Linked DNA regions of Homo sapiens: region 1 is linked to region 2. Evidence: read pairs that join two places in POLR2A ChIA-PET (ENCODE). Cell type or tissue: PC-3. All regions are shown on one strand. Links, peaks and the distances in the headings refer to the core of each region. The heading gives the core; the rest is flanking DNA. Region 1 has its middle 41 kb from the start of SNORA38B. Region 2 overlaps PITPNC1 (phosphatidylinositol transfer protein cytoplasmic 1).

Region 1 (4,395 bases), core at 318-4,317, 300 kb before region 2:
AATTAGCCAGGTATGGTGTCATGCATCTGTATCCCAGCTACTCAGGAGGCTGAGGCAGGAGAGTTGCTTGAACCCAGGAGGCAGAGGTTGTAGTCAGCTGAGATCACGCCACTGCACTCCAGCATGGGTGATAGAGCGAGACTCCGCCTCAAAAAAAAAAAAAAAAAAAAAGCCTCAGCTTCCCAAAGTGCTGGGGTTATAGGCATGAGTCACCATGCTCAGTCTAGTTTGTATTAATTCAGTTGACTCTTACAACCTGAAATCTTGCTAATCCCATGGCAAACTCAAGTTATTTTTAGCTTGATTTTCCAGAATATAAATATATTGACTGCCAAAAGTGATATATGTACTTTTTTCCTCCCAATTCTTACATATCTTACTTTTCCTTCATGGAGAGTTATCACAAGCATTTCAAATATAGTTAAGTACTAAATTAAAGTGAGTTAAGTGGGCTGGACATGGTGGCTCACGCCTGTAATCCCAGCACTTTGGGAGGCCAATGAGAATGGATCACTTAAGACCAGCTTGGCCAACATGGTGAAACCTGGTATCTACCAAAAATAATAAAAAAAATTAGCCGGGCATGGTGGGGTGTACCTGTAATCCCAGCTATCTGGAAGTCTGAGGCAGGAGAATTGCTCGAACCTAGGAGGTGGAGGTTGCAGTGAGCCGAGATCACGCCACTGCACTCCAGCCTGGATGACAGAGGGACAGTCACAGAAACAGATAAATAAGTAAAATAAAGTGAGTTAGATATGTGAAATTAATTAAACTACGTTAAATTGTGTTAGGGCATCTTGGTTGATACTCGACAAAATTATATATATATTTTTATATATATATATTTATAGATAGATAGATTTGGAAATCCAAAATTACAAATAAAAGCTAAGTGAAAAAATCTTGGCCGGGCATGATGGCTCATGCCTTTAATCCCAGCACTTTGGGAGGTCGAGGCAGGCGGATCACGAGGTCAGGAGATCAAGACCATCCTGGCCAACATGGTGAAACCCCGTCTCTACTAAAAATACAAAAATTAGCTGGGCATGGTGGAGCATGCCTGTAATCCCAGCTACTTGGGAAGCTGAGGCAGGAGAATTGCTTGAATCACAGAGCTGGAGGTTGCAGTGAGCTGAGATCGCGCCACTGCATTCCAGCCTGGAGACAGAGCAAGACTCTGTCTAAAAACAAAAAAAAGAAAGAAAAAAAAGAAAAGTAAAATCTTTTGTCCATACGACCTTTCCCTTTTTTTAAAGGCAAACAGTTTCTTGGACTTCCTTTCAGAAAAACAAATAATTATATGTGAGAGATGTATCTGTTCACAAGCTCTTAATTATACATCTTTATTTATTTACTTTGAGCCAAGGTCTCACTCTGTTGCCAAGGTTGGAGTGCAGAGGTGCAATGACAGCTCACTGGCAGCCTCAATCTCCCAGGCTCAGCCTATCCTTCAACTTCAGCCTTCCAAGTAGCTGGGACTATAGGTGTATACCACCACCATGCCCAGCTAATTTTCTGTATTTTTTTTGTAGAGATGGGGGGCGTCTCACTGTGTTGCCCAGGCTGGTCTCGAACTCCTGGCCTCAAGTGATCACCCTCTTCATCCTCCCCAAGTGCTAGGATTATGGGTGTAAGCCCCTGGGAAATAATGCATCCTAAGGGAAGACGGCTTCAGGCAGACAAATTTGGCACAATAATAAGCCCCAGGTGATGGAGTATAGGGGTGGTGCCTGTCCCTCTTACCAGTCTAGTTTCTTTTTCTTTTTTTTTTTTTTTGAGACGGAGTCTGGCTCTGTCGCCCAGGCTGGAGTGCAGTGGCGTGATCGCGACTCACTGCAAGCTCCGCCTACCGGGTTCACGCCGTTCTCCTGCCTCAGCCTCCCGAGTAGCTGGAACCACAGGCGCCCGCCGCCACGCCCGGCTAAGTTTTTGTATTTTTAGTAGAGATGGAGTTTCACCGTGTTAGCCAGGATGGTCTCGATTTCCGGACCTCGTGATCCACCGGCCTCAGCCTCCCAAAGTGCTGGGATTACAGGCGTGAGCCACCGCGCCCAGCCGTTTCATTTTCTTTTCTTTTTTTTTTGAGATGGAGTCTTGCTTTGTTACCCAGGCTGGAGTGCAGTAGCACGATCTCGGCTCACTGCAACCTCTGCCTCCCGGGTTCAAGTAATTATCCTGCCTCAGCCTCCTGAATAGCTGGGATTACAGGCGCTGGCCACCATGGCTGGCTAATTTTTGTATTTTTAGTAGAGACAGGGTTTCACCATGTTGGCAGGCTAGTCTCGAACTCCTGACCTGAAGTGATCCACCCACCTTGGCCTCCCAAAGTGCTGGGATTACAGGTGTGAGCCACCATGCCTGGCCTACTGGTCTAGTTTCTAACCCAGCCATCTGGAACACAATGTCCCTGGCCTGAGCTGTCTCAGTCCCTAGGCTAAATATGAATAAAATCTAGAAAGCTTTCTTCTTTTTACATATATAACGTTTTTTAGAGACAGGTCTCACTCTGTTGCCCAGGCTGCAGTATAGTGGTATGATCGGAGCTCACTGCAGCCTCCACCTTCTGGTGTCAAGTGATCCTCCTGCCTTAGCCCCCTAAATAGCTGGGACTACAGGCTTGCACCACCCCACCTCACTAATGTTTGAATTTTTTTATAGAAACAGGGTCTTGATATGTTGCCCAGGCTGGTCTCAAACTCCTGGCATAAGCAATCCTCCTGCCTTGGCCTCCCAAAGTGCTGGGATTATAGGCGTGAGCCACTGCATTTGACTAGAGCTGTTTTCAATTTGAACTTTATAAGATATAGGCCCAGAAGCAATGATTTTCCCTTTCACTTTGTCCATGTGGAAAAGGATGTTGGTAAAGTCGGGAGAGTGGCCTTGCTTCCTGCTTCTATGAGAACACACCAGGGAAGATAGCATGGCTTCAGCCCATTGAGTTTGCCTGAGAATGGAGTGCTGCTTTGGCCTTCTGTTCATCAACATGGGTAGTGCCCAGTGCCCTCTGCCATGTTGGCGATGCTATAGTACCTCATTATTCAGTCAAAACTAATCTAGGTGTTGCTAGAAGTTTGTTTTTTTTTTTTTTTTTTTTTTTTTTTTTTGAGACAGAGTCTCACTCTGTCGCCCAGGCTGGAGTACAGTGGTGTGATCACTGCAACCTCTGCCTCCTGGGTTCAAGTGATTCTCCTGCCTCAGTCTCCCGAGTAGCTGAGACTACAGGTGCATGCCACCACATCCAGCTAATTTTTTATTTTTAGTAGAGACGGTGTTTCACTATGTTGGCCAGGCTGGTCTCGAACTCCTGACCTCAGGTGATCCACCCACCTCCCAAAGTGCTGGGATTACAGGCGTGAGCCACTGTGTCTGGCCTAGAAGGTATTTTGTAGATGTGATTAGCATCTACTATCAATTGAGTTTAAGTAAAGGAAATTATCCTCAATAATCTGGGTGGAGGCAGGGCGAGGTGGGTCACACCTATAATCCCAGCACTTTGGGAGGCCAAGGCAGGAGGATCGCTTGAGCCCAGGAGTTTGAGACCAACTTGGGCAACATGGCACACTCCCATCTCTACCAAAAAAAAATACAAAAATTAGCCGGGTGTGGTGGTGTGTGCCTGTAGTCCCAGCTACTTGGGAGGCTGAGGTGGGAGAATCACTTGAGCCTGGGAGGCAGAGGTTGAAGTGAGCTGAGATGGCGCCACTGCACTCCAGCCTGGGTGACAGAGTGAGACCCTGTGCTACTCCCTTTCCCCCAAAAATAATAATCTGGATGGACCTCATTCAGCCAGTAGAAAAGTCTTCAGAACTGAGGTTTCCCTGACGAAGAAGAAATTTGTGAATTGTAGCATCAATTCTTTAAAATTTTTAAATGTAATTAAATAAATATAAATAAAGGCCAGGTGTGGTGGCTCACACCTATAATCCCAACACTTTGGGAGGCTGAGGCAGGCAGATTGCTTGAGCTCAGGAGTTCGAGACCAACCTGGGCAACATGACAAAACCCCATCTCTACAAAAAATACAAAGAATTAGCCAGCTATGGTGGCATGTGCCTGTGGTCCCAGCACTTGGGAGGCTGAGGCAGGATAATTGCTTGAACCGGGGAGGCAGAGGTTGCAGTGAGCTAAGATCACACCTCTGTACTCCAGCCTGGGCGACAGAATGAGAATCTGTCTGGAAAAAAGAAAAAAGCAAACAAAAAACACCAAGACATTTGAAGTCCAAAATCAGACTAGCAAATGCATCAAGAATATCTGTACGCAGAGTGAGCACATGGAGTCCTAGGGAAGGCAAATCAGAGGCCAGAACTCCAAGGTCAAATCCAGGTTAACCAGAACACTCTGGTTTAACTTGGCAGCAGCACAGATGGACGTCATCATGGTCTGGGACAGGAC
Region 2 (4,395 bases), core at 282-4,281:
GGAATGAAGAAAAGCGTTATTAACAGGCTGGGTGTGGAGGCTCGCCCCTGTAATCCCAGTAATTTGGGAGGCCAAGGCAGGCGGATCATCTGAGGTGGGGAGTTCGAGACCAGCCTAACCAACATGGAGAAACCCCGTCTCTACTAAAAATACAAAATAAGCCAGGCATGGTGGTACATGCCTGTAATGCCAGCTACTTGGGAGGCTGAGGCAGGAGAATCGCTTGAACCTGGGAGGTGGAGGTTGCAGTGAGCCAAGATCATGCCACGGCACTCCAGCCTGGGCAACAAGAGCAAAACTCCACCTCAAAAAAAAAAAAAAAAAGAAAGAAAACGTTAGCAAGGGTGAAGGGAGAATGGTTATTGCATGACAACCAACAGTGCTGGCTGCGTTATGAAACTTCTCCTCTTCAGGCATAAACGAAGCTGTATTTTGAAATTTAAGAGCTATATGTTTTTCAGGTAGAAAAACTTAAGTGTGGAATTACCAAGTCCCCCCAGGGCTTGAAGGCTACCAATCCAAGTTATTGGTACTTCAGTAGAAGCTTCCCACACTGCTCTCAGATAGGAGGGTGAATGATGGATAGATGGGCAGATGGATTTACAGTCTTTGAAATCAATAAACCTATAGGCCATCAAACATTTTCCAAAACACTGCAACGATCAAACCAGAATCATACCCCAGAGTGGCAACGCATCTTAATGTTGATCAAAGAAGGGTAAGAAATGCATTCTAAAAGATGGTATTGCTTTTCAGCTCTTTGACCGCTTTACAATAAGCAGGAAATATTTTATTTTTGTTGTCACAGTGAAAATCCAACACTCAGAACTCTGAGGCAAGGTAAACCAATAAAAACAAATTAAAACTTCTTTATCTGGATACCAGGATTACTTGTACTTTTGGAAGAAGTAAAATGTTTTGTGACATTTTAGGGTAGTATGACCTCCTTTTACAACACAGAGAGGTTTTAGCTGTGAAACTTCCTTATAAAATTGGCTACAAGTTCAAATTCTGCCCCAAATGAGTTTCTGATTAATATGAATCAAGAAATGTCCCTCATGATCTCTGCAGCTCTTCTGCAAACAAAGCATCCAGAAAGGACCTGGGGTTTAAAGATGGCTCTGCCACTCCCAGTTCATCCCAGGCTAAATTCATCACTCCTGCAGATCAGGAGGCTGTGAAAGGAGTTTCTACCAGAAGTTCCTTTTGATGGTAGGAAGCAAGGTGGGTGACTACCAAGCGGCATAATATAGAGAGGCCTACTGTGGTACAGGGCGGCAGGGCAGAGGACTGAGTCAGACCCACGGTTCCTAGTTTTGTCACAAATGAGCTAGGTGACCCCAGCAACTAGCTTGACCTCTCTGCATTGCAGTACCTCATCTGTCAAAGCAGGCAACTGGTTCACCCAATTTTTAAAGTTCTTCCCAGCTGTAGAAATCATTATTCCTAGAATAAGCACAATTTGCAAAACAGCAATTTTCAAATCTGGGCCTTATTTGCAATAATTCTCGCCTTATGGGGCTTCCGAAACCAGATTTTCCTGAAAAGATCACCAAAGCACCAAATGGTTCCTACTGTCTCCCTTGAAACATTTTGTTGCATCTCATGAAATAGCAGGGAAATACCAAATGTGGATTCCATCATGTTTTAAGGGACTACATTCAGGGTAGGTTAAAGAAGAGGTCAAAATCTACCACTTGACTTTGCGAGGCTTTGTGCATAAAACAACATATTTTTGGGTTCTACTAACCTAAACTCCAGAGTTGAAGAATCTGATTCAAGGCAAAAGATTTGCAAAATTTGATCTTATTGTGAAGGAGGTAATGTGTTATATGATTACCATTAATCTATTAAAGACAGAAAAATTTCTATCCAAGGGAGGAAAAAAAACTCTCTATGCTTTTTGGTTTGCCTTCCAAATAAGCCTAGAAATACCCTACTCAAGATAACCATATTAAAAAGCTTTAAAACCATATATTTAAAAAATTATTTAAAAGATAATTTTTACATTATCAAGTCAAGTTTCCTTTAAGTTGTAGCTCTTCCAAGATATTTTATGTTAAAGATCATGTGCATTTCACAAAGAATTACAATAAATGACAGCTAACGGAAGACCAATTAGAGTCTTAAATTACTGTTAGTCAGTCAGTAGGAAAATATGATTCAGTTCCTCTGTGTTGTAAGGGGAGGTCACGCTACCCTAAAATGTCACAAAACACAAATAGTTTTATTTCTTCCAAAAGTACAAGTAATCCTGGTAGCTCAACAAAGCAGAATTGCAAGCCTTTCAATTTATCTAAGCCTTATTCCATGACCCTAGCCAATTTGCTCCTCTGCACTTATCTGAACACTCTCTGGCCTTTTGCATATACTACTTCGAATTGTTATTGGTCCGGTTTCTCAATCAGACTGTAAATCCCTGGAAGGCAGTGTCCACATTTTATACCTTTCCTTTTTTTTTTTTTAAATCTTCAAATTGCTTCAGAGTATACATCTTCTGTATGATTAATTCCAAAAGGAAATGCCCTCTGAAGACATCGAATCAAAACTCAACTTCCTTTTTAAATTTATTTTTATTTTTATTTTACGGGTAATAAATTTAGTAGCAGCTGGGCATGGTAGCTCATGCCTGTAATCCCACTTTGGGAGGCCAAGGTGGGGGAATCGCTTGAGCCCAGGAGTTCAAGACCTACCTGGGCAACAAAGCAAGACCTCATATCTAAAAAAAATTTGAAAATCAATCAATAAATTTAGCAGAGACCGAAAGCTGTCCCAGCAAAATTCCTTTTCTCTTTTCTCCATAGCACAGAGCTATTGCTGGTCACATAAATGCCTGTAAGGATTTTGTTCCCAGCCTGCTTTGCAGCTGGCAGTGGAGTATGGCCATGTGCCTATGTCCCTGCTAAGGGCTGGGAGCAGGAGTGATATGGGCCACTTTTGGACCAGGGCCTTGAGACGGCAAGTTGTGCCTCTTCCATACCCATGTTTCCTTCTCACGACAGCACCCAGACTTGGCTCTTTAGAAGATAACAAGGCAGGCCAGGTCTCGCTCTGTCGCCTAGGCTGGAGGTGCAGTGGCACGATCTCAGCGCACTGCAACCTCCGCCTCCTGGGTTCAAGGGATTCTCCTGCCTCAGCCTCCTAAGTAGCTGGGGTTACAGGCGTGCACCACTGCGCCCAGCTAATTTTTGTATTTTTTGTAGAGATGGGGTTTTGCCATGCTGGCCAGGCTGGTCTCGAACTCCTGATGTCAGGTGCTCCGCCCACCTCAGCCTCCCAAATTGCTGGGATTACAGGCATGAGCCACAGTACCCAGCCTGAGATTTATTTCTTTAAGTCACAATGTTGTTGGATCTCTTGTTACAGCAGCTTAGCCTTCTACCCATGTGTGCTTTGTTCCAAGAAGAGGTATGGCATTCTATGAGAAAGAAAGTCGTATTAACTGAGATTCATAACATAAGCATACTTACAGTGAAAATGATGGCAAAATATGTGAGACAGAAGAAAAGTCATGCTGGATCCTACTACCCCTAAATAACCACTATTAATATTTTGGGGTAGTTCCTTCTAGACTTTTCCCTATGCCTACAAAAAAAAATACATACATGTATTTTCCTACAGAAATAAGCCATATCGGTTTATAGACTCTCTCACTTAATATCATCTTTTATTTAATATGTTGACATTTTTCCAGATCAAAAATACATATATATCATTACAGTGGTGATATAATATTTCACTGCTTGGATCTACCAGAATTTATCTAACCAGTCTTTCATTGTTGGACGTTGAGTTGTCTCCTTGCAAAAATTCTGTCATAAACAGCACTGCAGAGAACATTCTTATACATAAACCTTTACATATCTGTCAAATTATTTTTCTTCTAGGTCTCTATTCTTAACATATCCCTGCAAACAAAGATGTTCCCTCTTTCTGGGCACCTGTATTAAGTCATTCTGTCTGCGAGATATTTACAAGCCTACATTCATTAATTACATTTTTGGATGAATTTCCATTCATGTTTCATCGTTAGACAACCTGGAAACCAACTAAGGTTCCAGCTCTCCAAGTCAGCAACAGGATGGGTCAATGACTCCCTAAGCAGTGGTATCAGGCAGACCCCCGCTCCTAGACAATGCCATCCTGGTTATCAACATGCACAAAAGGGGAAACAGTAGTGAAACTTGTTGCCTGCTGACAAACCTTGATCTACATCTGTGTTGCCAATTACTTGTTCAACAAACCTGTTACTTTTTTGGAAATAATAAATAATTCAGGGAAAGTCATTTTGAATCCGCTGACATCTGTTGCTTGTACAACTCTGAATTATTCATCAGTGAGCATAAACAGTATTAATTAAAGAAAAGTACTGAGGCAGACCATTGAAATAGAAAT

Evidence for each region. ChIA-PET counts read pairs that join two places held together with the same protein. Peaks named below come from ENCODE experiments on the same cell type or tissue, not always from the same donor. Only the 100,000 strongest peaks of a DNase experiment are listed, where the experiment ranks them.
Region 1: POLR2A ChIA-PET joins it to region 2 with 27 read pairs; 2 of 35 experiments call an interaction of 5 or more read pairs at or near these places.

What each region holds. Positions count from the first base shown.
Region 1 is chr17:67,779,389-67,783,783 of GRCh38, reverse strand. No RefSeq gene overlaps it. Among named protein-coding and RNA genes, the nearest start is that of SNORA38B, 41 kb to the right of the region's middle. In PC-3, for the core only: no CTCF peak of the experiment used is centred there; no DNase peak of the experiment used is centred there.
Region 2 is chr17:67,479,848-67,484,242 of GRCh38, reverse strand. The region is part of intron 1 of PITPNC1 (phosphatidylinositol transfer protein cytoplasmic 1); the gene reads right to left. Among named protein-coding and RNA genes, the nearest start is that of MIR548D2, 10 kb to the right of the region's middle. In PC-3, for the core only: no CTCF peak of the experiment used is centred there; a DNase peak (open chromatin) is centred at 2,182; H3K27ac peaks cover 3,627 bases.